Regions from separate parts of the Homo sapiens genome. Here region 1 is linked to region 2. A link is a loop called in an ENCODE intact Hi-C map of the cell type or tissue named here. Cell type or tissue: A673. All regions are shown on one strand. Links, peaks and the distances in the headings refer to the core of each region. The heading gives the core; the rest is flanking DNA.

Region 1 (16,112 bases), core at 10,437-12,936, 400 kb after region 2:
TTAGCAATTGTGCCAGGCTGCCTCTTATTTGTTGTATTTGTTTGAGTGTTGCTATGTGTGCCATAACAACCTCGGGTATGCTCGGAGTGAATACCAGAGTTTTTGTATCTTCCTGTTTCTGTAGTTGGGTGCCGAAGTGGCTTAGGGTGGTGGTGGCTCATAAAGACTATTTTTTGATGCTCTGATCTTATCCTGCCTCATTTACGAGTCCAACAAATGCCCATTATGGAAGGACTTGTGAAGGGGCTGGGGGAGGAGACACACACATAATACCCGATTTTCTTCCTGCCTTCAAAGGGCCAAATAATTTAGTTGCGCAGATAAAGCAGTTAGACATAGAAGGCAATCAGCACTAAAAGGAAGAATCGTCTCTAAGTCACATGAAGGTACAGACAAAAATGCTATTGAGGTCCTTGAGTGTCTCCTGTCCCTGAGGTCATCTCATATTTTCTTCCAGTGGGAAGGTCCATAGTCTTCTCATCAGTCCCCCAAACAGACTCGTGACAGAGGGTAAATGAACAATTAAGCCAAATCCCCTTCATACATACCTGTTCCTAATTTCAGGTGGTTGTACATATGTATCTGATACTCACCAGTTGGTCAAAACATGAATGAATGCTTGCTAAGCTCACAAACATTTTATTTGTTTTCTCTGATAAACGCCAGGAGTATAAAATGGAATGTAACATTTAATTTCTTAACCTCAGAGGCTGTGTTGCTCAGGGATATATCTAAACTGCATTTTATTTTCAAAATAGAGCTTGTTCTAGTTAACGTGTTTAAAAAATATAACTCCAAAATATGCCCCCTTCTAAGGGCCCCTCAGGATAATTTCGTTGTCTTTGCCTCTGAGGGAGCTGTGTAGGATTTTTGAAATTTTATATCTACCATTTCTCAAAGTCCTGCTGTGGGCAAAAGACTGGAAATACTGGCTTAGGTGCTAAAAGGGGAATGGTGATGACTCAACCACTCCTGGCCTTTGGATGCTTCCAGTCTGTGGGAATTTAATGTAACCTCACAAGCTTGGAACTGATATCTGACAAGTTTCAAGAAAAGTCTATTCCTGGTGACATTTTGTAGGCTCTGAGGACTCAGAGGGTAGTCAAATGCTTTCGACCATACTCATAGTTGACTGTGTTCTAGAATCCATGTTTTAAATACCCTGGCCCTTCTTAGAACCAAAAGGCCTAGAATCTCAGAAATTCCAAATGACTAAATGACTTGCATGATGGCCCAACTTTATACCAATTTTCACAATGACTGCGTTAGAAAACCAAACTGTAGCCCAGGTTTTAAGGGGCATTGGTCCTTGTGCCTCCCAGGACAACAATGAAATAGAGCGTTCTACTACTCTGTACTCACTAAAAATCAAGACACCCTCCTAAGAAAATCAAGCTAAGGCGATCACCCAAGCTCTACATCCCAGGAAATTTACTCATGATTGAGCGTTCCTAGGGAAAAGCAAAGGACTGGTTCTGACTCAAAGACAGGCGATTATAGAAGCTCATAGGGCAACTGCGTTTGTGGAAAAAAAACCGCTTGGTAGACACGTGACAGGCCTCGTGAGTTGGTAACTGAACAAATCACAGGCGTTCCAAGAGGCGATGTGTTGTGTGGCTGGGAACTTAGCTCCTTTGAGTTTCCTCTTCTCCATCAGCATGGCCAGGGTTATTTATGAACAGCTCCAGATATTCTAACACACTTGTTGATGCTCTTAAGGGGATCCTGTCCAGCTGTCCCTGCCAAAGACACTCCCATTATCACCAGGACCTGGGCTCCACATGTTCCTGCTTGAGGCTTGGGTTCTCGTAAGTGGTTTGGGGAATTCCCTGTGCTTATTTCAGGGGTCCCGATTCTGTGCTGGATTTAACAGCCACTTATTACCTCCCTAGCAATGCTTGCTTCCCAGTTCTATTACTCTAAACATATATCCACAAATAACCTCTCTAAGACAAATTTACATGTCTTCCTTTTCCTTTCATTATTCTTCTCCAGAAAGAGGTACATTAACAGCAGAAGTGAAAAGTAATGCAGAAAATGAACTTATCCTCGGACAAATCTAGATCTTCTCGACTGTTGGACGTTGCGGGGACATTTTCAGGCAGTAGTAACTCTGGCAGGATGTTATGTTGAGGGTCGAGTATTTAAATCTATGACACTACATGGGGAAAATAAACTGGCAAAACAAATTTGAAACTGCTGACTTCATTCTGGCTACGTTTATACCACACCAGTAAAACCAGTTGGAAAAACAAAAATTGAAGCAACTTGACTGTCAAAATGACACCAAATTACAGCTGACCTGTTGGTTTTATCCTTTTTTTAATAACAAAATCAAAAAATTAAGCACATACATGACCTAACTGTTCTTCTAATATGTGATGAATAACCTAAACATTTTTCCATTGCTGTCAACCTATTTGCTTATACAAAAATGCACCACCCCTAACACTCTCTTAGCCATTTGCTTGTTTCAAATATTCTTTGATGGACTAAAAGGCATCAAATGACTAAAAGACATTGAAAAACTAAACACCACTTCATATGTGTTCTTGGTGACAAGGCTTTTGTTCTGCATAACCAACCAAGTATGCTGTTTACATCGTTTCCAACTGCCCAACATTCGTGAAGAAGTCAAATTCTTGGTTTAAAATGAAAATTTGATTGGCCCTTGGCAAACATTCAAATCTTACAAATCATAGTCTGCTACCCAAGCCTAGCAACTGGGATGAGAGAACGATCAGGTACAAAGTCAGGCTCAGAAAGATGTGGCAGAGCAAGACTAACACAAAATAATGCCTGCGCTCATAGGCATCGTTTTCATGATCTTCTTTTTGCCCACACAGGTATTCTTTCATCTTCAAGATTTGCAAACAGGAGCACATTAATCTTCACAACATCCGTGTGAGCTGAGCAGCTGGTACATCTTATGATCCTCTGTATTAATGATGGAAAGATGATAATGATGGTGATAAAAATTAAGACACATCAAACAGCGTCAGCACTATCACATCAAAACACCCATGGATTTCTCAGGTTAAAAAAAAAAAAAGAAAAGTGGAAACTGTCAAATGTATTCTCATCTATTTTACTATTATACCGTTGCTAAGATCCAACTACTTTTGAAAGTCTAACACATAAGGAGTTGAATTATTGCATTGTTCAAAGGGGCAGAGAATTCTCTTGGGAAATCAGGCATTTATTTTAATCTTTTTTTTAAATGAAAAACACTAACGGTTGCGTCAAGAAATGTTCTCTAGACTCCACTGGGTCTCCTGTCTGCTCTTTATCCTAGTGTGGAGAAGAGGTGACATTAACCTTAGGAGGGGGAAAACTGCTGGAAGAGGGGAAGGGCTCAAGCAGGCCCTTGGCAGAGGAGGGACCTTCCAGGTAAATCAGATGGCCACTGCCTTGTACCCGCATTGGAGAACGAAGGACCCCAGGGGAAACTCTTCCTGCCTTTGGGTCTCAAACGCCCATGTAGTCCCCCCTCCCCCACAAGACCGCGAACACAAATAAAATCAGCTTTGATTGTGGTGATTCAATTTGCTCTGGAAGAGAAGAGGACTCGGCGAAGGGGCCTAAGTGCACGTTCTTAGACTGACAGGGAGCGTTTCTCGGAGATTTCTCCCGTTTCAACAAGTCATTTGCCTAGTGGAAGGGGGAGGAAAAAGTGAACGGGCTCCTGCCTCCTACACCGTGCCCTTCCCAGGTTGGGGCCTATGACAAGGTTCTCCGTGCTCCCCAGAGGAGCCAGGCACTGGGCCGGGGTAGGCGATTTGTAGTGAAGACCTGCACCGCACCCACGAGGGGGCCCAGCACTGACGCATCCTCACCCCCAGCAACCCTCCAGGACTCTCTCTTTGGTCTCCCCTCTCTCCCATGGCTGCGCGCTGGCACACACCCCGGCTCAGCAGGCCGCTTTGCTTGGATCCCACGCCAGGCCTCCAGCCTCGCCGCCCGCACCCCCTTTGAACACCTTTCCCCAGGGGAGTGGGCGGAGGCGGAAGGGTGACCCGCGCATTCTCTTTCCTTGCGGGCGGGGTGCGGGGCCAAAGGCTCCCACCCCCTCCAAGGAGGAAGCGCGCCCGGAATGGGGGACGGGGAGGAGAGAAAGGGGTGCGCAGAGCCAGAGGGAGGCAGAGGGGCCTGGAGGGAGGAGAGGAGGAGGGGAGGATGGAAGGGGTAGGAAGCTGGAAGAGGAGGGGTAGGCGAGAGAGGGGAAGGAGGGAAGCGGGAGGGGAGCGGGGGGAGGAGGGGCGCCCGGAGTGGGAGGAGGGGAGGCGTTGCCCGACGCGCCCTTTCAAGTCTCCGCGCTCCCCCCCGGCGGCGGCTGCCCGGGGGCGGTGGCTCGGCGTCGCCTCCCCCGACCGCCCCCTCCAGGGCCCCTCCTCCGTGCCGCGGCCAGGCTGCCCGGCCGGCGGCGCGCTGGAAATATGAAGAGACGCTGCAGCTGCGGTGGCGGTGGCGGCCACTGCAGCTCAGAGCGGCGCACGCGGCGGCCGGGGCGGGACGCGGGGCCGGGCGCGGAGAAGTCGGGGCGGGCGGCAGAGAGGCCGGGACGCGGACCGGGCCGGGGCGCCCACAGCCGCCCGACGGCGCCCAGAGAGCGCGCGCCCCGCAGCCCCGCGCCTAGCCCGCCGGGCATGGGGCGCGCGGCAGCCGCCTGAAGCCCCGGCCTGGCCCGGCCGCACCCGGCCGGAGGCGGAGGGCAGAGCGCGCGCCCAGTTGCCCGGGCACCAAATCGGAGCGCGGCGTGCGGGAGGCCCCAGAGCAGGACTGGAAATGTCCTGGCCGCGCCGCCTCCTGCTCAGATACCTGTTCCCGGCCCTCCTGCTTCACGGTGAGTTCCCGAGGGCCACTCGAGCGCTCCCAGCCGGCGGAGGCAGCCCGGGCGCCGCGGAGCCCGCGGAGGCGTCGGGTCTGGATCGCGGCACGGCCTACACTGTCCCCTTGGCGGGGCGGGTCCGAGGGGAGCCCCGCGCCTGCCGTCTCAGCCCTGGGAGAGGGGGCTCTGCCCACTTTCCGAGGCTTGGGACCGCTCTCCCCCAGGGCGCCCGGAGCTCTTTGCTGCGGGACTGTTCTTTTTGGAAGGGTGGAAGCTCTCCCACGCAGACACCTTTTATGTCCAGAATCCGTTGCATCCAGTCCGAGGGAAACTTTCGTCCGCTCTGCTGGATTTTCCAACTGTACACTGCCATGAAATCGCCGGCTCTGCGAGCCTTTTTCCAAAATGCCAGAATGCAGCAGGCTCTTGATGTGTTCCAAGCGTTTAGGAGAGTGGAAAGAGAAACTGATCATTTGGGAAAGACACGTCTGTCTGCCTTCTGAAAACTAGTGTTTGTTGTCTGCCTGCACTTTGCCTCGCGATTGAGGCGGGGTTGTGGGGTTTTCTCCCAAGTGGACTGTTGCGTTCTCTGGGTGTAATTTTAAGAAACAGGGGACCCCTATTAGCCAAGATTTAATCATTATTACCAGTCTCCCAATGTGCACCCCAACTTGACGTCCCATTTCCTGGGCTTCCAGTGCCACTTTTCCCCAGGGGTTCTAGTAAACCTTTAGCTAGAGAACATCAGCCCTTTCAGCGGGTTCCAGAAATTGCGCTGAAAACACCAAGACAGAATTTCTTTGGGGTGGACAAGGCAGGTTTTATGGCGCGTCGGGTTCATAATCCTGACAAGCCGTGGCAGATCACGTCGTGTTGATGTGGATGTCCTGAGCAAACTGTCCCTAATGGTCAGACACCTGACGTTTCAACAGCATGACTTCACGGCTCTCCTTCCTCAACACCCACCACAGCCACCCCAAACCTGTAGCGGGCTCCGGCTTCAGAATGCATGGTAGCCAGGACTGAAAGTCAGGCTGAGGACCTTCCCTCCGGAGGATCAAGGAAAGGGAAGAATTGTTAACCCACAAGCCACCGGGATGCTGTTTTCTTTGTAGTCCTGCCCCAGGTGGATGGCTCGCATAGCTCCACAGGCTTTGTGAACTTGTCTGGCTGGGCCAGACCTGTCCAGTTGCCAAGGTGTACTCAGAGCCCCAGTGATCCCAGAATTTTAACAGTCGGGATGGAAGGCTTGCAGAGGGCAAAAAGAGAGAAGGTATAATTATAGGGTTGGACTCCTAGGCCCATCTGCTTAGAATTACAGAGCAGTTTTAATCTTTGGCTGAAACATGAAACAAATCAGAGCCAATGAACAGATCAAACAGCAGCTGCCACACACACAAGAAACAAAAGAGAGAGATGAAACAGGAAACATTGTCCCCCTTAAAAAAATTGTTGTAATATCTGTGAAGAAAAAAGATAGTATGGTCAAATGATTTTAAAATTTAAAAAATTACTTAAAAAGTTGGCATGAACAGCATTTTTTGGGGTAAAATCATTGCCTTTTAAACTACAAAAGTGATCCTCAGAGATGCAACCTTGTACACAAGGTAACTCTGAACATGTTCTCCCTATTTTGAGAGGTAGGGGTTGTAATTATACTTCCTATTTAGCAGTCCAAGCTGGGGTAGTAATGGCTGACAGGTAACAAGAGCCCAAGTATATCCTCAATGAAGACAGGAGCTCCAAATCTCCTGAGTTTGAGAATTTGAGTCTGGAATCTTCCATAACTCCGGGGATCTGAGGGAGGAGGGCTCCCCAGACCCCATGGTGTTGGGAGGGGGATTGGGGAGCAAGGAAATAACTGGGAAGGGCAGTCTGAGCTATAAATGGGAGCACAGTGGAGACAGACCGTGTGCGTGCTGGTATGTGTGTATGCATTTGTGTGTACACATATGTGCATATGTATATATGAAGATAAGATAAAAAGGGAGGTTTGCAAAGTTGAGTTGGGTTACATGGATAAACCGATAAAAAGTTATCCAATTTCAGAAAGAATCTGCAATGGCACAATTATTAAAACTAATGTTGCTCAAAGGTCTACTTAGATCCAGCAGAGAGTATCAGACTCTAGTGCAGAAAATAAACAGAGGAAATCATTGTTCAAGTTATAAATCCTCAGGATTTAAGAAAGGTTTGCCATAATTAGCAAGGATAATGTAAAGCACCAGAAAAGAATGGGATATTCTTCCTTTCCCCTTTCCCCCATGACATCTACTTGATTGAAGTACTTTTAACAGCAAATGGGTATTACTCAACCTAACCAAGGGAATGGTTTGCTGAATATGTCGTACTCAACTGATAGGCGCTTTGCAGGCATTTAAGAATTCTGTAGTAACAGATGGAGTGTGATCATATATTTAAATAGAAGTTATAAATCTGAAGGCAATTCTTGAAATCTTCTAAGGAATTAGTGATTTTTTTTCCTGATAAATAGGCATTTTATTTTGCTAACCATAGGATACCATTTGTCTATTTATGGGTCAACTTAGTAGATAAAAGCATTTGTTCTATGGTGTTGGATGTTCCTGTGATAAACTTTAATAAATTTAGTTTCACACATCATTTAGAGATTTATTTGTTACACCACCAAGTCAGGTTAAGAAGTGCAAGAAGTGCATCCTGTGTGAGGATGCAGTAGATAACCATTATGTTTGGCATCCAGTCTTTGTTCGGTTTTGTGGCTACTTCTATTTCAATTCATTGCAACTTATAAATCACCCCTAAATCCTATCAGTGAGTAAATGAGGCTCTGGCAAGACTTGAGCCTGTTGTTTATTTAAGACTGCAAATGTGGTGCGAGACCCAAGTTCAAAATTTGATGGCATAAAAGTATACATGTCAGTTTTACTTTCCTCCTCTTCAAATTCTGAAAACAATTGCAGTACTTAATCCAAATAAAGCCTATTTAATGTCATGAAGGTATGCAGCTGGAAGATGTCCATTATCACTGTTTTCTTTGCTTAGATAAAAGCCACAAAAGTTTCAGATGTCAAATTCTAGAAACCATTCAGCTCCAAAACACAGATTAGCATGAGGTATCCAGAATAAGTGTGACTGTAATGCCGCAGTGGAGTGCCTGATTCTCTTTGCTAATGGAAACATTTGATTTTGAGTTTTGGAGCTGATGTTGGGAGAGATGTTCTATTCCCACACCCTGTTTACTTTTGTAGAATTCGTTGACTTTTCTGAGAGGTGAAGGCTCTTTCAGCTCTCTCCTTTCATTAAAGCTTATTCTGTCAAGACTTTTAAAAACTTTGCAGATTACCAAATGAGAGTTTAACCGACATAATGTGAGGAAACGTTTATACAGGGTAAAATAGAAATCTTTGAAAAACTATTTTACTAAGGACAGTTTTTGTGACCAAGAAAACATTCTTTCCTGCACTTTTTTCCCTCCTCTTAGTCATAAAAAGAAAATGAAGTCTTGAAAAGAAGCATGACTCACCTGTACCCAACAGGGGCAAGGGTCTCAGACAGATGTTAAATATCCTCTGTTAAAGAGATTGACAAGCCAATTTCATTCTTTTATACTAGCTGAGTTCATTCTTTTTCCCCTTAAATGAGAAAAGAACTAAATATAGGTGGGTGATATGTCTGTGTAATTACATACTACTATTTAGGGACAGACTGATGACAATATAATCAATCAAAGGGAGGCATAAAACATTTCAGACCAGAAATAGAAGATGATGTGTTAGTGATTGTCTACATCGGTTGAAAGATACACAGCAAGGCATGTCTTCAGTAGACTCTTCCCCTGGAGTTGAAGTGATCGCAGGGAAAACCAGGAAAAAATCCGCTACCATCCTGGACGTATGAGTTCTTAATGGGTTGGTTTTGTGTACATAGGCCATTGCTTAGTCCTCTCCAGTTTGGGAATAAAATTATTGTGGAAAGTCATGTGATAGGTATGTACATCTCAAGGTTGGAGAAAGGATATGGTATCATCCTAAAATTATTAAGGATATTCTGTTCTGCAAGGGTTTTCCGGTTTCATTCATTCAGCTAACCATTTATTCAGAAAGTTCATCTATGAGGGCCTACTATGTGCCAAGTGCCACCACTTGCCAGGTCCACTGGCCGAAAGGTAGCATTCTCCCTTCCTTGAGGATTCTTGAAGAATATCTAGGTGAGAGAAGGGAAGAAATACTGATTGTAGAGCCCCAGAGCTGAGTGGATGGCACACTGCAGTTGATTGCACTATTTTCCCTGCTGGGAATCCCACAAGCGTGCACACACACACACACACACACACAGACCACAACTGTGTTGAAGAGGGTGGATGTGGCTAGTCAGCTGCAGATCCAACATGCAAACTTTGCAACCTCTGGTTCAGCTCCAGTGTCCACCCTGAGGACTATGGCACTATAAAGTGGCACAGAAAAGTAACTTGTTTTCAACTAAAGTCAAGTGGAGCCAGGAATTTGAAAACTTGACCTTATTATATTGCTCATAAAGAGAGACGACTTTTAGATATGAAGATTTTAAGATGGGCAAAAGCAGCAAGCTTACTGCAAAAAAAATGGTAATAAAAACAAGAACTTGATAAGCAGAAGTACCACAATGGTGGTAAAATTCAGTACAGTCTGCAATACATACATGCTTTTATTTCAAAAAAATGGAAACCTGTGCTGGAGTTTATCTACCAGCACCCACTTCAAAGCACACATTTACAGTAATGACTGCTTATTTAATTGGGCAGGCAATTTCATGGCTAAGTAATTACTTGCACTTAATCTAATCAGTCACATTTTATGTATCACAACAATTCTAACGAGAACACTTTTCTCAGTCTGATTATTAAAGTATACAGGGCACATTATATAAAGTACAGAAACTTGCAAAATGAACAGAAAAGAATCATTTTAAGCTCTCCATAATGGTTGATATTTTGACATTATACTTAGTCCTTTTCAAGTTCAGGTTTTTTCCCTTAAGCCTTAGAGTACATGTATAGAGATTAACCTGATCAAAGATTAGTTTAGCCCCACGTGTGCTTGAAAATTATCGTTTCCTTCCCAAATAATTTTACATTTTATTATGTGTAAAATAGATCAGAACTTTTGATTTCTCAGTCAATATAGATCGGCAGGTGAAAAACCGTGGAATATATTCATCTAGATAATTCAGATTGTTAAAACTTTGTTGAGGACGGGCACGGTGGCTCACGCCTGTAATCCCAGGCCAAGGGCCTCCTTTGGGAGGCCAAGGCGGGCAGATCACCTGCGGTCAGGAGTTGGAGACCAGCCTGGCCAACGCGGCGAAACCCCGTCTCTACTAAAAAATAAATGCAAAAATATCACCTGGGTGTGGTGGCGCATGCCTGTAATTCCAGCTTCTCGGGAGGGTGAGGCAGGAATATCGCTTGAACCCAGGAGGCGGAGGTTGCAGTGAGCCGAGATCGTGCCACTGCCCTCCAGTCTGGGTGACAGAGCAAGACTCTGTCTCAAAAAAAAAAAAACAAAAAACAAACAAGCAAAAAAAACTTTATTGAAAAATCAAGGACTTGTACATGGAGTATACTGTCCTATTTCACTTTTTCCTGTATATGTCGCAATGATTCAAGCCTAAGAGATACCTGAGCACATAGTAGGCACTCAACCATTTGTTGAATGAATGAATATTGACTTGCAAAAGTCCAGCAGGCACCCCACCCTTTTTCTTCTCTCACTGTCTACAAAGGCTCTGTTTGGTTTCCGGGTACACTGGCGTGCTTCCTTAGCACACCATGGGTTTAGGAATGAGATCTGCTGTGGATGGCTCTAGCAGAAGTACTGTGTGTGTTCCCTTTGGAAACTATGCCAAGGACTGCTTTCTATGTGCATGATCTGGTGAATTCAGGGGATGTGAACAGTTAACCTGACACACAGGCCTTTTATTTAGGGCATAAACCTCCATGTCAATGGTCAACCCTGTGCTTCCTTTCATTTAGGTAACTCTGTTTTTAAAATGTGATATCTTTGGGAATTTTCACTCTCTGGTAGCCTATGGTGATTATGATTGTAGTTTACAATCATTGTGCAGTCATTTAGGATTACTATCATGGGGTAATGTATTCCTTGGGAGTAAATCACTAGTGCACACACGCAGGTGCACACACTTACATACCACCGAGCCCTCCAGAGCTCCAGGATCTCATTTAGTGCTCTGGATATGGTTGTCTATAAAATTATGTCCTAAAGCACACAGGGCTTAATTTGTTTCTAACAGATGAACCATTCCTTCCAGAATCTACTTTATTCTCTGACATTCATTTGGAAGAAACTACTCCCTTTGCCATAATAATTTTATCAGGGCCCAGACCATTGGACCCCCAATGTTTGAGACCATTTTATGGTGGAATCATTTGGATAACGTTATTCAGAATTCCTCTGGACTGGGAACAGTCCCTGGAGAGCTTCAAGTTTAGACAGTACCATGGACTGACTTTACACATTCTCAATCAAGAGTGCCTCTGTACCTGTATAGTAGCTAGCATTTGATCAAATGAGATGATATATACATAAAGTGAATTGTCGAGTGTAATGCAAACATTAGTCATTATCATCATGATCATTATGTTTAATTTATAGAGGAAAAAGAAAGGCATATATTAGATGACTTACCCAAAACCACTTTGAAGACCAAAAACTCACAGCCATTTTCTTAATATTTGTTTAATCCTTTCAGATAACTCTTTTTTGCAGATTCACTCGCAACAAAATCTTAGTGAATGGGAACTCCATTCCCTAGTCCCCTTAATTAACATCTAGAATCTTCAACTAATCAAAATGTTGACATTATTTGTGTGTGTACTCTCACATATAGTATATGGTTTCTAACTCTTGTTTTATCTGTAAAATAAGAGGAAAAAACTCCGTAGTCTACACAGTGTTGTTACGTGTTCATTCCAATACCTTTCTATCCACAGCCCCATTCTACAGGCACGGTAGTGCCTTAAGGCACTTCTAAGAACCTGAATCGTCAAAGAAAGATCATAAGGTCAAACTGCACTTGGCATACAATGGCAGAAGTTTCAACAACTGAATATTGTGATTAACCAACACTTCCAATTACACAAGTAATCCAATTAAGTGGGGGGGGCTTAAAAACTTAGCATTATATATAATAAGCACATTTATTATTATAAATAATAGGTGTACTCACACGGGAATGGTTATTATTAGTGCGGTCCTTGAACTTTGCATTGCTAAACACTGGGATGATTGATTTATGCAATTTAAAATGTATTAAAGGAGGCTGTATATATATTTTACAAAAGTTCCTTTTCAGATGCAGATGTACTGCTAAATTACTTGCTTCCTTCCTTCCTTCCTGTCTTCTTTCCTTCCTTCCTTCCTTTCCCCCTTGCTCCCTCTCTCCTTTCCTCCCTCCCTCCCTCCCTCCTTCCTTCCTTCCTGTGACCCTCCCTTCCTTCCTTCCTTCCTTCCTTCCTTCCTGTGACCCTCCCTTCCTCCCTTCCTTCCTTCCTGTGACCCTCCCTTCCTTCCTTCCTTCCTTCCCTCCCTCCTTCCTTCCTTCCTTCCTTCCTTCCTTCCTTCCCTCCTTCCTTCCCTCCCTCCTTCCTTCCTTCCTTCCTTCCTTCCTTCCTTCCTTCCTTCCCTCCTTCCTTCCTTTTTTAATATAACTTTTTGGTAATTCTTTCCCCCACAAGATGCAAGAGATGGTCATTGCCTCTCCAACACTACACAAAAGATTTACTGTAGTTTGTTGGGAGCTGTTCCCTTCTTTTATCTTTCTCATTTATCCAGTCAATAAATCATACAAGACTGAACCATTGCAGTAGCCTTATCATCGATCTTCCTGCTTTCAATCTGTCCCCCATGTCCCTCCAAAAAAACCAGAAAAGTGATTTTTCCAAAATAAAATTCTTACCATACCACGACATTGCAGAAAATCTTTTGGTGGCCCCCCCTTCACCTTTCCAGTGAAGTCCCCACTCTGCGTTAACAGATGTGTGGTGCTCTCAACTGTGGCCCTGCCTCCCTCTGCCCCTTGTCCTAGGTCACCCCGTGCCCCCTTCTCTTAGAGCCTCCTATGCGAATCTCTCACTCCTGCCCCCCATGCTTGAGTGTGCTCAAGCACACTCCACCTAGACCACTTCTGTTCCATATTCAAGACAGAGATGCCTCTCCATGAGCCCTCAAGGAAGAATTCAGACCCTGCCCCCTCTGTCTAGAGTCCTCTACAACCCTACAGTTTCTTGCCCAACCGAGACTCCCTGGGGCAAAATGTTTGTAGATGCTATGTCCAGAACAGTGCCTGGCCCTTCAGAGCCTTACTGATTGGATGAATGAATGATTCGCTAGTTCTAGTCCCGAATTTGGAATTGACTTACTTCAGGCGATGCAACAAACACAGGAGCTCCTTAGTTGACCAGAAATCTGAGACAAGTGTCCCTGGAGGGCACACCATGACTGATTCTTGAGAAGGAAGCTTTGGGGTTTACCGGTCTAACTTTTATGCTTGGCCTCTGCTGCAGCTGAAATTGGTGCTTCAAATGACTTTTTAATTCCCAGCCATTTAACAGAAGTAGTACTCACAGGAAAGTCATCCACATTTGCCACATCAGATGAGCCAAGTAAATACTGGATACCACTTGCAGTGGTGAACTGAAGCCCTAAGAGTCAGTTTCTCCTGCCTTACTGCAACTTCTTTCACTTGACCCATTTAATTTTGCTCCTTAAGAGTAATGAAGATGTTGGGTACTTTGAAGGGAAAAGATAAAAATGGAATAAATACCAACCCCATTTTTCCATCTTAGAAATAGAATATCACCCTAGAGTGTGAGCCTGAAATCACTGTGTTCTTGGGGAGCTGTGCCAGCCTTGGGGTTCTCCATCTGGCCGCTCACATGGGTGCCCTGGCTGCACTGCCAGCCTCGCTGGGTTTCCGAGCTGTGCTCATTGTCAAATGTGAGCAATAGCAAAATGGATATTGATCTTTAGAAACCCTGGGCTATTTAATGTCTTTTTTTTCCTGCTTTCCAATGATTTGCATATTGGAGGTTCTTAGATTGTATTTCTTCCATCACTGGTTAAAAACGTAACTGTAGGCCTCCTTTCCCGTGTGACTCTAGTCTTATGAATGACCCATACAAATGCTAACCACCACTCCCTCTCTCTCTGCCTTTGAACTCCCTAACTTCCTTCCCAGAACCTCCTTCATCATTTTGACCCTTGTTCTTTGACATCCAGGCCAGTGAGACCTTAAAAGCTTCAAAGTAAACACACACACACACACACACACACACACACACAGACACACACACACAAAAACATCTTTGTTAGTCTTTATGTTTCTGGCTCCTAAAGTATAGCAAATAAAGGTTTATAGTGTTTTATTTGTTTATTTTAGAGACAGGGTCTCACTCTGTCACCCAGGCTGGAGTGCAGTGGTGCGATCATAGCTCACTGCAGCCTTGAACTTCTGGGCTCATGTGATCCTCCCGCCTCAGCCTCCTGAGTAGCTGGGACTACAGGCATGTGCCACTGTGCCTGGCTATTTTTATTTTCTTGTAGAGATGGGGTCTTGTTACCTTGCCCATGCTGGTCTCAAACTCCTAGCTTCAAGCTGTCCTTCCACCTCAGCCTCCCAGGGTGTTGGGATTACAGGCATGAGCCACTGTGCCCAGCCTCCTTGATAGGTATTTGTTAAACTGAGTAGAACTTAGCAGCAACTGCAGAGCTTGGCACTTTGGGCCTCACTCTCTTCTACATTGAGGGTCATCATTTAACTTTGCCTGGAGGCCCTATGTCCTTATACTTTGTCCTCCTCAGAGCTCAGAGTGAGCCTGGCTCCTCCATGTGACTTTACCATGATTTTAACTGTTCTGTTAGTTAGAGGGGACTTTTTGAGGGTGGTCTGAGAGCCGTATCATTATTTGAAATAATACCAACCAACATGGAATGAAAGGCAGGGTGCTAAACTGAAACCAACCTTAAGAAGTGGGTGATGTTTTTATCCCTTCATAACTGACGAGTAGACAGAGGCTTGGAGAGTTAAGTGATTTGTTTAAGGTCACTGCGCTAATACTGTGTTTTAGTGACTGCAAGATACCCATCTTTTTCGTACTTTAAGATCTCTGCAGGCCGTGTGCATCTCACAATCAGTGGGGGCCCCAGTCTCCGTTGGCCTCCAGGCAGCAGCCATGAGGGGTGACATTCCCTTTGCCTGTGTGAACCAGAACACAGATGCTCATACTGTCCCCACATCACCTTTATGTCCATCCTTGGGACTCATCTGGAGATTCATTGCAAATAGGCTGATTTTGAACATCAAGAGAGTACACATCTGAGTCAGCATGCTTGGTTTTTTTCTTCCCTCACTCATAAATTACACTCTCAGCACTGAAAAGAAAAACCACAGTGAAAATCAGACAGATCTTCTAATAGAGCAGTGGAGTGTTAATTTGACATTAGTGAAGCAAATATTTATTGCTGGAAGAATAACTGCAACTCCATATTTTCTCACACAGCATCAATCAACTACTTGGAAAGGAGAATGCCCAAAAAATATAAGGCATTGTTTTTGTTTTGTTATTGAGACACGTGCAGAGCAAACAGATTATCTGTCACACGTGCAGCAGTGCCACCAAATGCAAGAGAAATTGCCAGATGTCTTTGACTAGATACAGAAATGTCAGTGCCATCGGAGGCTGCTGCAAGTGATTCACGGGTATCTCGTGACTGTTGTTAAGGCATCATATCATTGTGTAAATGTGCGTGTTTTGTCACTGATAATAAAATAATGATACATCTTAACACTGCTTGATGTCTTGGATTCAATGCAATCCTTCAAGTGGCAGATCTAGTTTCAGACTTGAGCAGCCGAGCTATAGAGATTTTAATCCACATCCACTACACTCCTGGCTTTTATTATCTTCATGGGAAAATACTTGCAGGGTGTAGAGGTTTACAAATCAAGTTTTAGAAGATAGCTTGGTTGATACTGAGATGATGGCTTCTTTACTGAATGCTTAGTAGCATATTTATAGCAGAATCTTCCCCAACTCCCAATACCTTGTAACTTTAGCTAAAATCTATTTTAAGTTAGCCACATCAAAATCGATCATACTGTTGACCCACCAGACAGCAAGTTATACTGGTTTCATTCCTTGACTGCCTAGCAGGGACACTGAGGAAATGTTGACAGTTACCAAGATAACTACAACTGTTGAGGCTGGCAGAGGTCCAGTAAGCAGTCCCCTCTCCCCTACTCTGGT
Region 2 (16,112 bases), core at 7,855-10,354:
TATATGTATATATATACACACACGCATATATATACACAGACACACATATATATACACACACATATATGTATACACACACACACACACGCATATATATGTGAGTTTAGCAAGTAGTATTAACTCCCATGATCACAAGGTCCACAATAGGCCATCTGCAAGCTGAGGAGCAAAGAAGCCAGTCCGAGTCCCAAAACTGAACTCGGAGTCCGATGTTTGAGGGCAGGAAGCATCCAGCAGGGAGAAAGACGTAGGCTGGAAGGCTAAGCCAGTCTGGCCTTTGCACATTTTTCTGCCAGCTTTATATCCTGGCTGGACAGGCAGCTGATTAGATGGTGCCCACCCAGATTGAGGGTGGATCTGCCTTTTCCAGCCCACTGACTCAAATGTTAATCTCCTTTGGCAACCCTCGAAGACACACCCAGGATCAATACTTTGCCTCCTTCGATCCAATCAAGTTGACACTTGGTATTAACCATCACAGATGGTCTAGGAGAAGGGAACAGGAGTTGGCGTGAGGCCTAGAGGTGAGGGACAGATGCCTACTAGGAGGAGCTGGGGCCATGGTGCAGGGTAGGAGCATTGCAGCTGAGTCGGGACAGGGTGAGAGTGGAGATGGAGGAGCAGGTAGGGGAGGGGTGGGGAGGGCTTTGTAGGACAAGCTGCAGGGTCTGCATGTCCTCCTGAGAGCTAAGGGAAGCCACTTTGGTGGCATTTCGCAGGGTAGATGGCATCAGATACATATATAAGTAAATAAATAACATGATTGTGGCTGCAATAGGGAGAACGGATTGGAGAGCCACAAGGCTGGAGGCCAGAGGCCAGGGAGGAGGCTGCGCTTTAACCCGGGTGAGAGGGGATGGTGGCCTGGGCAGAGGGAATGGCTGCAGAGAGGGATTCACATTATACTAGGAGCCGGAACTGCCATTTCACAAGGAATTGATATGGAAGGTGAGAGGAGGAGTCAGCGTTTCCCAGGTTTTCCTGCCTTTCTCAGGAAACGCAGTGCCCCTGCGACTCCACACTCACCACCCCCTCACACTCCTTGTGGCCCTCCCCCTGCGCTAATCTCCTGCTACTCCGAGTCCACCAAATCCTAGGAGCAGCAAGGCTCTCTCCTGAGAAGCGATCCCCTTCCAGAAGATCGCAGCTGGGTGAGTCCCGTGTAGGTCTCCTCTAGGACTATGTGCCTTTTAATCCAGGAGCTCCACCATCTTCCCATTTACTTCGAGAGGGCCATAGCACACAGAGGTGCTGGCAGGGCCAGGCCTCTCCCCGCATCACCAGCGGTGACTCTACCTCCTTCCAAGCTTCAGGATGCCCCTCCCTTCCACTAGCCCACCCGCCCTGCCTTCCATTCATCCGGCGCTGGCTCTGTGGGAACTGTGGCTGAAGTCATGTGTGCAAAAGCATACTCTCTAGGAGAGTACACAGAATTCACAGGCCACACTGAAGCCTTGCTTCATTTGACTGCTCCTGGGACCCCATCACTGTGCTGACTGGGATCCTGAGCCTGAGCCCGCTGGTCCTCGTCAGGGGTGATTTCCTGCTAGGTTTGCTTGCCCTGGGATTCACGTCCCTCAGCTTCCCTGCCTGGACTACCACTTCTTAGCGTTGACATCCTGCTGTTCCTGCAAAATCTCTTTGGTTTAGGAGATACTAAGCCAATTCTGTCTCAGTGAAAGTTTGTCAGGAGCTGAGTGATCTCTGTCAAAAGTCAATCATGACTGGGCAGAGGTAGATACGAGGGGAGGACGGGAAATGACACAGGGGAGGAAGCAGGCTCCGGGAATTAGGCCGGTCAGGGTCACACAACAATAATACCTTCCCTTTGCTACTTGTTTATTCTATGTGCCTAAAGAAGGTCTGCAGGCACAAGCCTCAATTCTAAGTCAAAGCACATACAGCAGCACAGCCAGTGCGGTGAAGTCCCCACGGCTCCTCGCGGCTGCCTGATCCCCATCCCATGGACATGCAGCCCATATGTGTTCGCTCCACAGAGATGAGCTAGCAGAGCAGGACAAAATCACACCTGCCCCCTTGGGCCCATCATTGCAGCAGACACCAGAAATAGTGGTTTGGTATTGCACAATTTGTACATTTCACGATGAGCAAATGGGATTTTAGGTGATCTTGACTTTCCTTTTTCTTCTTTTCTGTGTTGTTTGAATGTGTTATCTTTATAATCATAAGAAAAACAAAGCTGTATGTTGAAGAGAAATTTGGAAGGCATTGTCTAAAGAGACGTGCAGTAAAAAAGAATAGAATAATGTCTTTTGCAGCAACTTGGATGGAACCGGAGGCCATTAGTCTAAGTGAAGTAACTCAGGAATGGAAAACCAAATACTACATGTTCTCACTTATAAGTGGGAGCTAAGCTATGCGAACATAAAGACAAACAGAATGGTACAATGGACACTGGAGACTCAGAACTGGGGAGAGGAAAGTGGGGTGAGGGTTGAAAAACTACATACTGTATACGATATATACTACTCAGGTGATAGGTGCAGACCTCACCAGTATACAATTAATCCATGTAGCCCAAAACTATTTGTACCCCTAAGGCTACACAAAAAGAAATGAGTGAGTAATTTTGTTCAAACTAAAAGCTTACCTAGTTGGCTAAGCCTAACAGAGAAATGCTACTATTGAGCCTCAGAGAAGCTTGGGGGCCACCGCGACCACGTGTGCAGCCTGGAGAACCGAGCTGGACTGAGTTTTGCTGGGAGTGACAGTGAAATGTAAGTAGAAAAAAAAATCAAGTTATTGGGGAACTTGCCCACAAGGGCCATGGAAGGACTCCTTGGGTGAACAGAGCGAACTCTAAGACCCTGTCTCTGGGAGGCAGGTGACACCGAACACCTTTGAGGCTGGTGTACTTCGTCTGCTGCAGCCCACTGTCCAGCCGTCTTGCCTCAGTGAAATGAGGCAAGTGAAAGAAAATGCTCAGAAAAGCATCTGGGCATCTCAAATAGATGGTCCAGGCCCTTGGCCTCAAAGATTTTGAATGAATTCTGAGCCTTTTCTCTTCCATGTCATCCTGGTCTGGGACAGGCCATCGATGCCTAACAGCGCCTGCTGCTCAGGGCCATGGATGTGTTGACGTTGCTGTCATGCCCCATCTGTGGCCATCAGGGAACCGTCAGCATGCTGCCCCGCAGAGCCAGTCCATGGACGCACCGTGGCCATGCTTGTGGCCTAAGGGCATCTTGGGAGAGCGGCTCCACAGTTGTTTGTTTCCTCCCCCAGGTGCGCATCAGCAGGGCCTGAGCCCGGGGCCAGCAAGCATGGCAGGCTCTTGGTAGTGTCCTTAGTGCACACAGTCATCTTCCCTCGTGAGTCTGACCCATTTCTTTTAGCCATAGATGTTTACGTTGGTCTTTTGTTCTTTAGGATGAGTTTTCTCTTGTTTCCTGGGCAACTTAGGCTTAGATAGGCCTACTCCATCAGCCTGTTCTCTCTGGGGCCAGAGATACCTAGGCCTCAGGAGTGACACAATTCAGGGATCCAGGTGGGATGCCTGCCACGCCATAGTGTCACAACCAGCATCCTATGTGCAGCATTCAGGGATTATCTGAAAAACAGAAGGATCCACATCATAGAGTTGTTGTAAGGATAAAATGTGCTATCTTGAAGGGCCTCATGCAATGCAGTGCACGTTTCAATTGCTTAGTACATGGTAGCCACACCATCATACACCACTCATTTTGGATGACAGCATTGGTGGACTGTGTGGGTGGAGGTCTCTGAGTTCTGAGTGGCACCTACGCCCCACACCTCCTGCCACCTTCTCGGGCTCACTCAACTCTCATGGCACTTGATGAAGAGACTGCAGAATGCTCAGGCTGGCTGGTGCAGCAGGATTAGGTGTGGCTTCAACTAGGCTGCTAACTTTGGACAATGCTTTGCATTTGTAAGTGTAAGGGAGGGAAAACTTTCCCTTTAGTGAGATCTAGAAGCTTATATATGCTCTTCGTAGGGGACAGGGAAGGAGAATGGAGACAACTTAGGGAAGGGTAAATGACTTTAACTCTTTGTCTGTGGCAAAGTCTGGCTGGCTGGCATGAACCTCCAGTTTCCTCTGCTGTGCTTTCAGTTCCCTCTTGCCTGGTGGATGCCTGGGGAGGGGTTCATGACATCTGAGTTCCTTTGGAAGATCTGTCTTTGGGTAGAAAGGAGGAGCTCAGAGAAAGCCCCTTCCTGCATTTGCTATTCCCCAAGTACCCTCGGTTTGAAGAAATCGCCAAGAGTGATTTCAATATGCCATCAGAGTGGTGTATTTTGGGGTGGCATTTCTAAACTCTTTTATAAGCTACACTGCATACAAATAGAACATTTGGAAAAGTCACTTCCTGTGACTGTGCAAAAAGGCTTTAAATTGAGAATTGTTGTCTGATTAATCATCACATGTGCTGTGAGAAATGGCGTGGAACCACTTTATGGGGGAAATATGTCTTTTTAGAGCAAATATCTGAAGACAGAGAAATGTGAAGATTCAAAGTGATCATTCTCAGCTGTTCCCTGGCCATCAGCCAATATTGCTTTTATTTCCTCCTTTTACTGGAAACGGCTACTCCTACCTTCATAGAATTTAGAAGTCCAGAGCTGGAATGGGCAAGAACATTCTCAGGGGAGCAGTGAGGCCTGAGCCTGGCCTGAGATGCATCTAGGATGAGACAGCTCACAGCTTGTGGCTCAGGACCACTGCAAGGGGGAGGGAAGGTGGGTGACATGGACAGTTCTATAAGGCAGGTCTTTCTCTGAGGACTTTCCATTTCCTCTGTCCTTCCACCAAGGCTCAGTTGGGTGGTGAATTAAGTTAACTGGTCATTAAGATGAAAGAGGGAGGAGGAAGTTCAGAGCAGGGCTTGTTCTCCTTCCTGGAAAATAGCCTTGAGCTGTGGTTTGAAACAAGAGTTGCTCTTTAAGGATTAGTTGTATTTTCAAAAACCACATCAGATGGAAAACCCAGAGTCACAGAAACTCCGGGCTTGGCTTTGATTTGGAAGATGTTGCAATGATCTGAACCAGCAGTGACCTCAGAGGTGGTGGCCCTGGAAGGTATTGGGTCTCACCTGAGCTTCCACCTTTAGTTAAGGGCATGGCCTGGCTCCTGTCTACAGAGCAGTTAAACATTGCAATCATGGAGCCAAAAGCTCACAAACCGGAGTGATTCATAGCACTGTAAGGACAGCTTACAATCCTTTCCTCAGGCAAAGGTTTCGTGATGAAGACACTAAAAGCAATTGCAACAAAAGCAATCCTCACCACCACTTGATATTTTCTTTCTTTTTTTTGGATAGTAGCCGTCCTAATGTTGTGAGGTGGTGTCTCACTGTATCCTGCTCTGTTTTGATGAGGGAACATCAGATATGCTTCCTGTGCTGAACACCCTCTCAAGAGTAAAAGCCTCAGCCATCCTGGTGGCCTCCCAAACCTGAAGGATCCCCAGTGACCTCTGGCCTCATCTCTGGATGATGCCCTGTCCTTCCCCCAGGCTGTTTCCCAAGCCCACCTAGCAGCCCTGATGTCCTTCTCTATCTGCCTGGTGTCCCCGCTTCACCAGGACTTCATATAAAGTCAGATCTTCAGAAAGGACTTCTCTGTTATTCCTACAAAATCTGCAGTTCCTCCCCTGTCTCTGAATCCCTCACTTGGCCTGCAGTCTTTCTTCTCTGCTGTATATTGAGCATCCGGAAATGCCACCTGGCACATAGTAGGTGCTTAGTATTTGCCAAATGAATGAAAGAAAACTATACTGAACTATAAACTAAGACTTCTGAGAGTTAGTGACATTTTTAGATATGAATTTATAGCCAGATTCCTACCAAATTCTAATTCTATTTGTTTTCAGTAGATTCTCCTGGGTTTCCTGGTATATAATCATATCATCTACAAATAATGACAGTTTTCCTGTACTCCCCCCCTTCTTTCCCTTTTCATATTTTTTAGTATAATAAATAACAGGGGTGATAGCAACAGCTTTATCTTGCTTCTGACCTTCCATCAAGTGTCTCTGAAATTCCACCATGGATGGTAAGTTAATGTTGGCTTTAGATCTGAGGGATGAATTTTGTCATGCTGAAGAAGTACCATGGGCTCCTGTTTTACTTAGGACGTTTTGGTTAAAACCAAGGAAGAATGAAGGGTTAATGCTCTTCAGCCCCCTTCAGCACCTACTGGGTATTAAGCTTTCTCTTTGACTCCTTAGTGTGGGAATTATGTGGATGGGTTTCCTACAACTGGACCGTCCTTGTGTCTTTACCTTTTAAACCCAGATGTGCCCCTGTGATGTGCAGCGAGCCCCTGTGGGCAGGGCCGGCCATGTCCCCTCGTCCCTTCGTCCCCTCGGGAGGCTTGCTGGGAACTGAGGCTGGCCGCGGTGGCAAGCTTCCCAGCGAGCCACTCAGGATGGCTTATTGTTTCTGAATTAAACAAACGAAGAATGAGATTCAATTAGAGGCAGCATAATGTAAACCGAGATGGATTTATATTTAGCAAGGCAGAGACATGTGGGAAAGAATGAAACTTCCTTCGTTTCAGAATTGGGAAGTCGGCTTTGAAGTGTGGGGCTGGGCTTTCTGGATGCTGTCTTCACCTCCCCCAGACGCGCCCCCAGATGTTTCCCTCGAGATACTAAACTTCTTGGGAAAGCAGCAGAATTCAGTGGGCAGCGAGCTTCTGAGGCTTGCACGTAGGAGCCTCGCTGTCTCTGTTAAAGCCACTTGCAAGGACGAAGCCACATTGTCCCCATTTCCTCATTTCCAAATGGGCTGATGGAACCTCAAAATCCTGGTATAATGTGATTAAAGAAGAAAAGAATAGATTTTTTTAAATGATGAAGATGTCACTACATTGAATTTACTTTTCCAAGCCAAATTCTAGAGAGTGCCTTACAGGGGAACAACACCCTCTTTGTTATAATTCTGTTTGGGTCGGCTTTCAGCAGGCAAATGAGATGGGAGGAGATTTCATGGATGTTTCTTAGTTGAGAAGAGTACATGAATGTGAAACCCACAATAGCAATAGCAAGGACCAGCACAGGACGAAGCCCGCCGCCGACTGAGTGCCAAGTGTCATAGTCTGTAGTTTAATCCCCGCATCTAACTGTCCTCATGAGGTGGGTGTCGTCAGCCTGGTTAGGGCTGCTTGCTGCAGTGTCAGCAGCTGGGCAGGGCAGTGGGTCTTAACCAGGAACAGAAAGACAGGAGACTTGCTTCTTTCTCTCCCAGACCTGTGTCTTTGGGGTTGTCCATAATCTCTTCTGGTTTGCTGGGGCCTGTCTTTTTGTAAGAGGACAGCCTGTTCCATGGAGATGCCATTCGTTTGCAGGGAGCTGCCCTGAGGGAAGGAATCAGGAGGGAATTACTGACACAGATTTGTAGGGGTGACTTTATTTTGTACAGGGATTTTAGAGTTTATAGCAGGAAGAAAGCAAATGCGAGTCCAGGGCTCTGGTTGCCTGGGTAAAGAAAAATTGAGTTGCTCATGCTTCCAGAGTAAGAAGGAAGTGTTAAGCTGGTGACCAGCGTGTCTCCTTTGGGGAGCGTCTGGGAGCACCCTAGGGGAGAGGCAGCCAGGCCTACAAAATGTCCCAGAACTGCCTCTGGGGAAGCCAAATCTAGAGCCCACCCTCCAGGAAAGAAGAAAATTTTGGATGAGCAGAAACAAAGTCTTCCTGGAAAATAATTTCAACATGGACCCTGCATTTCTTTAATCCCTTTGCCTAAAGGAGTATTATGTTGCTTTGGAAAAGAAGCAGAAACTTGTTCAAATGTTTTTTTTAATTAATTATGTTTTTCTAAACACTAAAGCATCATGACTTTGTGCTCCCTCCTCCTCACTTCCCCTCTCTTCTCTCTGCCCTTTTCCCCCTCTCCCTGCTCCCTCCCCCTAGAAAGCGTAGACTGGGGCTGAACTAGTTAATGGAGACCAGCCTTCACACAGGGGCATCTGTGGGACAAAGGGTCTTCTGCAATCATGGTGTTTTAGGAAGATTAGGAAAAATGAATAACTTCCTTGAAAAAATTGGTTCGGAGGATTGTTTTCTTCGTTATACCTCTGGAAAAAATTCAGTGATACTGCATGAAGGGAAAAGAATTAATACAGCTCTTCCTCCCCTTTTCTTTATTTTTATATCCAGGAGTCACTGGAAAAATCAGACCTTTTCCCATATCACAGACCCAGCAGCAGTTTGGGCGTGCTCTTGCCTGTGTATAGAAAGCATGTCAAGACCGATTAAATTATCTAATTAAAATAATGACCACAGAGAGCCTGTTTATTTTGGCCTGAGGAAGGTCAGCTCCATGGGCCCCTTCTGTCCTGCTGAGGTCCCTCCCCAGCCACAAGCATACACAAGACCTATGATGACCTGGCTTCTAATAACCTGCTCCCAGTAATGTCAGAGTGGGTCTTATGCCACCAGTGGGGACAGGACTCACTCCAGCTGAGACAAAAGATCGTTCTTTAAGACTCTCTAGACACCGTCTTTGTATCTGTATCTATATCCCTCTAGACATCCATCTTTGTATCAGCATCTGTATCTGTATCAGTATCTGTACTGATACTGTACTTTGTATCAATATCTGTGTTGAATCAGTACTTTGTATCAGTATCTGTTCACCACAGCAACTTGAAGTGTGAAAAGTTCTGGCAAGGGTTATTTTTAATCTACACCAATATGGACAATTGTTTGACTGAGCTGACTACAGTCTTGGGTGCTTTTTGCATCATGAAGATAAAACCTAAGATCCACAGAGCATGTTGACCGGTAACAAGTGAAGAAAACGCTGCCAGAATATTTTTTACACAGTACTAGGTAATCATTTGGACTAATTTGTCATGAGATTATTGGGCTGTCTTGACAATGTGCAGGCTCAGCCCAGTGAAGGGCACATTCCCGGGACCCTGTGTCACCCCTGAGGATGCAGGGTATTAATGAGGGCTCATTACAGTCAGGCTAGATCAGGGTTCTTTGGCCTGCGGTAAGATCTGGGAGCAGAATGTAAATATGCTACACATGATTTAATTTCAAAGAAGCCCCGGAGGAATGCACTGAGCCTGTCAACACTGCAAACCCAGTGCAGGGTGTAAGCCCTGTGCAGGGTGTAGAAATGCTTCTGTGGCTTTAGAGACTTGCTGTTTGGTCTTGCAGTTATTGAACAAAGTGCTCCCTTTTGGGGGTGGTTGGTTCAATATCCTGTAAGTCCTTAGAATGGAGGCCACAGCCTTGGAAAGCCAGAATGTAAAGCCTCATTCTTATTTTCTCACATGGTCCCAGGAGATGACGGCTGGATGAGCACTCTTCAGAGGGGAGCAGGGAGGCAGCGGTTTATGCAAGGGAAGGGCAAATGATGCAGCAACAGGCGAGAAATAAAAATTGCCTGCCTGCCTGCCTGCCTGCCTGCCTGCCTGCCTGCCTTCCTTCCTTCCTTCCTTCCTTCCTTCCTTCCTTCCTTCCTTCCTTCCTACCTCCCTCCCTCTCTCCCTTCCTTCTCTGCTTCCTGTCTTCCTCTTCTCTTTCTTCTTTCCTCTTTCCCTCCTCTCTCTCTCCCTCTGTTTTTCCTTCCATCCTTCCTCCTACATTTAATGAGTAACTGCTATGAGCTACGAGTGTTAGATTTGTGATATTCAATAATATTAACACTGATTAACATTTTTATGAAATTCTTTAAAGTTTGGCATCAACCATCTTACCTTGGGATATAGGAGGAGAAAAGGAGAGCAAAGTGTGAGTTTCTGTAGGAAAAATTTTTACAAAATGGTATCGAGATTATTTTTCAATTTTGGGTGCTCTTCATTTCTTTGTGTAGATCTAGATTTCCACCTAGTATAATTTTCCTTCTGCCTAAAGAATTTCCTTAAACATTTTTTGTAGTGCGGCTCTGCTGGAGGTGAATTCCTTCAGCTTTTGTATGTCCGAAAAAGTTTTTATTTTGCGTTCATTGTTGAGAGATTTTTTTTTTCTGGGTGTAGATTTCCAGGTCAACAGTTTTTTTTTTTTCCTTTCAATTATTTAAAGATTGTGAACTGTTTCTTATTTATCCTTCCAGAAATTTTCATTGCATTTGAAAGCGTAGACTTGAATCTATATTTGTTTTTGTTAAAGAAGAATGGGCTGATTTCAGTGCCCATCTGTCGTTCTGCTTCCTGATGCTCCTTTGGGATCTTTGCCTGTCGTTGCACACTGAACTATACTCGTTCATTTTCTCGGATGCACGGCGCACACGTGCTTACTGTGTCTCATTCAACCAATCCCTTACTGTGGGAAGTTTAGATTTTTTGCCTTCTATATTTTTGTTGTTGTTGTAACAGTGTTCTTATTGGTATATCTTTATGTTGTACTGCTCTTAAAATGCTTTCTTGTTTGTGGGAGTGGACTGCATTCATTTTTTTCTATTCTTTAAAAAATTTTTTTTATTTTACTTTAAGTTCTGGGATACATGTGCAGAATGTGCAGGTTTGTTACGTAGGTATACATGTGCCATGGTGGTTTGCTGCACCTACCAACCTGTCATCCAGGTTTTAGGCCCCACATGCATTAGGTATTTGTCCTAATGCTCTTGGGGGGTGGGGGGCAAGGGGAGGGAGAGCATTTTTTTCCTATTCTAAAATTTTTAGTATTCCTCCAGCATCACCCTTCCTCCTCACCTACCCACTGTCTGTCCCTCTATGATCTGCTATACGGAAACATCTACAGGATGTTTTGTGTTGAGCGGATGAATACATGAGTGAATGAATGATGGGGGGTCGGCGGGGAAATGCCAGGCAATTGCAGCAGCTGTTGCTCAGTGCCCCTTCCTCAGAATGGCAGGCAAGCCAGTGAGTTGAGCACATGGCAGGAAGCTGCACAGGCCTTGGCGAGACCAGCTCCTGAAGTGTCATCTGTCATTTTTGGTTTTCCCATTCGGTGGCTGTCTTCCAAAGCATGAAGTCATTCTTAGAGCTCTGGCATCAAGGTGCTGACCCATTCTGTGAAGCCCTGGGTTGGTCTTCCTGGGGTGCTTGGCACTAAGCAAAGGGCAGAGGGTGAGAGCCAGGGAGGCCCACAATAGAAACAGATAAAGTGCTTCAAGAAAGCCCGCCCCATCCTGCACTGGCAGGCTCTGAAATGATAGCCTATCATTTTGCACACAAAAAGGGGAAGAAAACCAACAGTGCAAATGGAAAAACTGTCCACCGTGTCCAGAGGAGGGTCTGATATGTCAGACTTGTGTGCCAGAGAGAAACCCCGGGAACAGATTGACCTCCAAACCAGGTTACCAGGCCTCCTACCCCAGATTCCTCTCCTGCTCAGATGCCAGATGCAGGGGCAAACACCTGGGGCTGGGGGCTGCACTTCTGCATCATGGGCACTGCTCCAGAGTCTAGCACCTGTAGACTAGGAAGAGGGCCACACAAGGGGCTTGGGGAGTTAACCCACATGACAGCTGGATTATTCAGCCTCAGATGGACATAGGTGCTGGATGGAATGCCAGTGCTGTAGTTTGAATCTTTGATCCCTAAAACCTCATACTGAGATCTGATCCTTGATGTTGGAGGTGGACCTGGGGGAGGTGTTTGGGTTGTGGGAGTGGATCCCCCAAGGCATGAATGTCTTCATGCCTTTCTCACAGCGCGAGAGCTGCTTGTTACAATGAACCTACCCCCTACCCACCCCTCTCTTGCTCCCTCTTTCCTCATGTGATCCCCACAGGCCAGCTCCCCTTTGTCTTCCACCATGAGTGGAAGCTTCCTGAGGCCTCACCAGAAGCAGATGCTGGTGCCATGCTTCCTGTACAGCCTGCAGAACTGTGAGCCAAATAAACCTCTTTTCTCTGTAAATTACCCAGCCTCGGGTATTCCTTTCTAGCAACACAGTTGGACTAAGATAGCCAGGCAGTGGGAAGTTGGGAGACACCAAGCTAGCCAAGTGGTCTTGTCAGTTTTTATTAGAATGCTTGGAATCATCTTAATGTAGTTTGCATTAAGCCAAGTGGTCTTGTCAGTTTTTATTAGAATGCTTGGAATCATCTTAATGCAGTTTGCATTAACACACACACACACACACGCACACACACACATGCACACTCTCACCCTCTTCATAGAGCAATAATCCCTGACTAAAAGTTGATGTGAGCAAATTAACTTTCTTTTAATTTCTTAACCTCTACAACCAAGATTAAATCTATGCTTCATTGTTCTATTTCCAGAAAAAAGGAAAGATGACCATTCCCTTCTGTGCATGGAGGACCTAGTTTTTGGTTTTTCTGCAGTTGCTGCAACCACACTGTTTACTTAGATGCTCAGTTGCTAAGAGGGAGGCCAAGGGGGCAGGCTGTTGGGATTCGTGATTGGGGTGAAAAGACAGGGAGAGAGAAGGAGGAGGAGGAAAAGGAAGAGAGAATGATCATGCCCCGGAGGTTTCAGATATCTGTGTGTCTCAGGTTGCATTCCAAAGCCAACCTCTCCCTTGGCATAGGAAAGACTGCTTTGGATAATCTGAGGCTCTGCCGTCAGCCAAGCTGTAGCCAGATGAGCTGTAACTCAGTTTACCCAGAGGTTCTTGGAAGTTACATCGTGAGGGGATGGGAGTTGACCAGGTAGTATGTCAATTTATGTAAACAAAGCTGATATCCTTTGTTAAATCAAGCATTCTCTGAACGTATTTGTCTGTAGAACTTTTCGTATTTTTAAAATATTTTTTTAAGTAAAACATACTGATATCCCATGGAACTCTGTCTCCAGAGCCAGACTGCTGAGGAAAGATTCCTATGACCACAGCAGGCAGCAGGAAGTGCTTTTCAGAATGGAAGCGTCACTGGATGTCATTTGGAAAGTCCTGTCTTACCCAGAAGATGCTCAAGGAAGTTCACTCATTAGGCGGTGGCTCATTCTTATTTTCCACACCTCTGAGTAGTTTGTAGACGTAAAGATGTGGTCCCAAATTTCAACCAAGTAGCCTCAAAGATGAGAGTACGCAGTTAGACATGAACATACATATTCCATGAACATGGTTGATTTTGCGGATTGCTACCAATAAAAAGTTCTATCACATTTACTTTTAAAATTAGATTTGAAGTTAATTTCATTTTGACATGATTTGAGATGATTTTATGTAACATCATCTAAAAAGTTAAGATTAGAGTGGATTAAAATAAACAGAACTGGGAATACTTTATTCACTCAGTCACTCACTCAAGTTTGTCTAAATGGATGTCCAGATGATCAAAAAGACGGCATCTGTCCGTGTAGTCTAAAGTCACACAGACATTCGTATTTTCTGAAGATCAAGAATTACAAATCCATACGCTGTACAAATTCCATAGAGGTTAAACCTCACCTCGTAAATAGGTGTTGACTTTTAAAACTGACAATCAGACATTCCAGCTGCATGCTGATAAAACTGTCATTCCTCCCTAGTTTTTGTTAGAATCCAGTGAATACTAAAAAAAAGTTAAAATCCTGCCTTCATGAGTTACTGAGTGAGACAATCCAAGTGGGAGGTGCGGCCTCCACAGCCCACACCCCAGCTGGTCCACCTGCAGGCTGCCTCTGCCAGGCCCAGGCTGTGTGTCCATGGGGCAAACCGCTCACCTGGAGTCCCTGAGGAAGGGAGCACACAGGCGGCCCCCTTCAGAGCCTGGATGTCCTGGGAGAGACACGGCATTTCTGGGAGTGATTACCTTGTGCAGGAAGGGACAGCCCACTGGGGACAGCCCTAAGTGGGGAACTGCCTGACCTGCAGTTGCCCAAACGCCATGGAATCAACCAGACCCAGGAGCCTCACAGCCCCTCTCTTCCTTTAAAGCTCCCTACATACCTCCTCCAACCCATATCACACCCACCCTGCCTAGCACAGGCCACAGAAATAGCTGTCCCCAGGCCACGGACATGAGGCAGAGCAGGTGGAGACAGGAGAGAACAGAAGCCAGGGGGCATCTGCGGAGGAAATGGTGGGGATACAAAGGAAAACCTCCCAGGTCTGCAGCGGGAGCGGCAGAGCATCGGCTTTTCTGCTGACAGTTGCAGATGCATCTCTGGACCAGGAGTGCAAAGCTCTGAGTTCTGGTCCCCGCTCTGTCACCAAGCTCCAAGGTGATCTCTGGCTAATCACTCCCTTCTCAGTGAAATAATGGGACAGGGCCAGATAACCTGCAAACTGGTGCCTCCCGCCCTTACCCAGCTCCCCTGGGAGGGGGCTCCTTCCCGGGGTTCCTCCAAATGTGACCTGTGCGGCAGGCCTGTGCTTATGCTCAGAGCTACACCGTCACATTGCACAGGGAAACCTCGATTCTGGGTGTCGTTAGGACACAACGAAGGCCTAAGCATGCCCGAGCCCCTGGTGACTCCACTAGGCGGGCACAGGAGTGTCTCAGAGATGTTTCCCTCCTGAGCACCGGCCCTCTTCCCGTTCCCTGCTAATCTCTGTGTTCTCACTGGGCTGAGCACCTTTGTTCTTGGCATGGGAATTTCCATGTGTTGAATATGCTTAAAACATTTTTTGAGAGGTTGCCTTTCTAAATATTTTGGTTCTTAACTCGAGAGTTTTGCTGCTTTTCAGAGTTGGTTTCCTTTTTATGTGCTAAACTCTTGCTGGGAGAGATCAGAGTAACCACCTGTGCCGGTGGAATTTCAAGTCTACCACAGAGGATAAAAGCCACAATAGTGGCTGGAAAGAAATGAGAGTGAGAAGTCCTGTCTGCACCCCTTCCCTGCTCTGTTTTTCTGCACAGAGGGCAAATGTGAAAGTGGAAACCATAATATTGCCCCGCAGAATGAAAACATCTGGGGTTTGGCTCCTTTTTCCTGTCTTTGGACAACATTTATTATCATCTTGAGATTTAACACACCTATTTTTGCCAAGCAAATGGTGTTATGATGGTGAGTGAGATGACAAGTGCAGCCGCAGAACCCTCACCGGCTGTCTCCCTTCCTGAGCGTCTCTGAACTGACTGGCCCTTGGTGAAACTTCAGCCAACTAGGGCTTCATTCCTTTCTCTGTCAGCCTTGCGAGTCTTGGACATGCTTTTCTCACTGAGTTGTCAGCGTCTCTGGGTTTTCTCATTGTGCACTGTGCACAGTGCCGGGCACAGAGTGTCTTCCTACCATCCTTCTTGCTAGGGTCCTCTGCCATTTGTGGAAGCCCCCTCTATACCTCACACTGTCTTCTCACAGGGCAGCCTATGCTGCCTTCCTGACTGTGTCCTGTGATGGCGTGCAGGACTGCAAGGTCACTTTGCAGAGCGTCTGTTTTCTTATTTATAAAATGGGAATCATATCTATCTTCTCTTTCTCCTGAGGTGGAGGTGAAGGTCAAGCACAGAGCCCTCCTGGCATATCCAGTGCTCTCTCCGTTATGAGGAGGGGTAAGGAGTGAGGATGGTGTTTCCGGGAAAGCAGAGGTGAGGCCCGCTGGACTCCAGGCAGCTCTCTGCTCTCCTTGCCTTTTGCCTCAGGTAAAAAAAATAAATAAATAAGTGCAATGGCCCAGAACACAGTCACCCTCCTCATTCCCCCTTGGCTAGGATGGAAGGCATTGCTAACAGCGGGTAGTGGTGACTGGAGAGGACTTGCAGTGTCCCATTTGCAGGAGCCATGGGGACGGTGATTTCTGTGGAGTGGGAGGGGTGAGAGGCATGGGTGGGCCTTGCTTTCTGCAAGATTCGATTCGTCCGATCCGCCTACCTTGCCAGCTCCCCGCCTCTCACAGCGAGCCTCCGGAGATTGGGAAGCGGCGTTTCCTCACCTGCCAGTGCTCCTGTACTCCAGCTCCGCAGACCCCACTCCAGCCTCGCGCCTTGCATCACACACATCAGAGCAGCATCTCTCAGGCCAAGCCCTTCCACATTTCTGCTGCGCTCCTGGCATGTGGCTAACCCCGCATGGCTTCCTACATTTAGTCATGGATACCGGAGATGGGAAGGGCTTTAAATGCCAGTTGGTCAAGGCTCATTTCACATATGAGGGAAATGAGATCCAGAGAAGCTGAACAACTTACCTGAGATCACACAGTTTGCACTGTAGAATTGGATAAGAACCCCGCTCTTCAGCTCTCAGCCAGCATCCTCGTGCTGTGTGAAGTGATGGGTATATTGGCCATAGCTCGGGATGTGCTACACCTGGTGCATGTGCTT

The links. A loop is a pair of places that touch in the nucleus more often than their neighbours do. Peaks named below come from ENCODE experiments on the same cell type or tissue, not always from the same donor. Only the 100,000 strongest peaks of a DNase experiment are listed, where the experiment ranks them.
Region 1: a loop joins it to region 2, with 16 times the contacts of the local background. A loop is called at or near these places in 2 of 110 quality-filtered maps.

What each region holds. Positions count from the first base shown.
Region 1 is chr18:10,450,197-10,466,308 of GRCh38, forward strand. It overlaps APCDD1 (APC down-regulated 1), which reads left to right and starts at 4,439. Exons shown (of 5, transcript NM_153000.5): 1 at 4,439-4,843. The coding sequence starts at 4,786. In A673, for the core only: no CTCF peak of the experiment used is centred there; DNase peaks (open chromatin) are centred at 10,615, 10,965, 11,975 and 12,615; H3K4me3 peaks cover 622 bases; H3K27ac peaks cover 2,445 bases.
Region 2 is chr18:10,053,514-10,069,625 of GRCh38, forward strand. No RefSeq gene overlaps it. Among named protein-coding and RNA genes, the nearest start is that of VAPA, 150 kb to the left of the region's middle. RefSeq lists enhancers at 15,161-15,662, 15,663-16,112. In A673, for the core only: no CTCF peak of the experiment used is centred there; a DNase peak (open chromatin) is centred at 9,268; H3K27ac peaks cover 2,500 bases.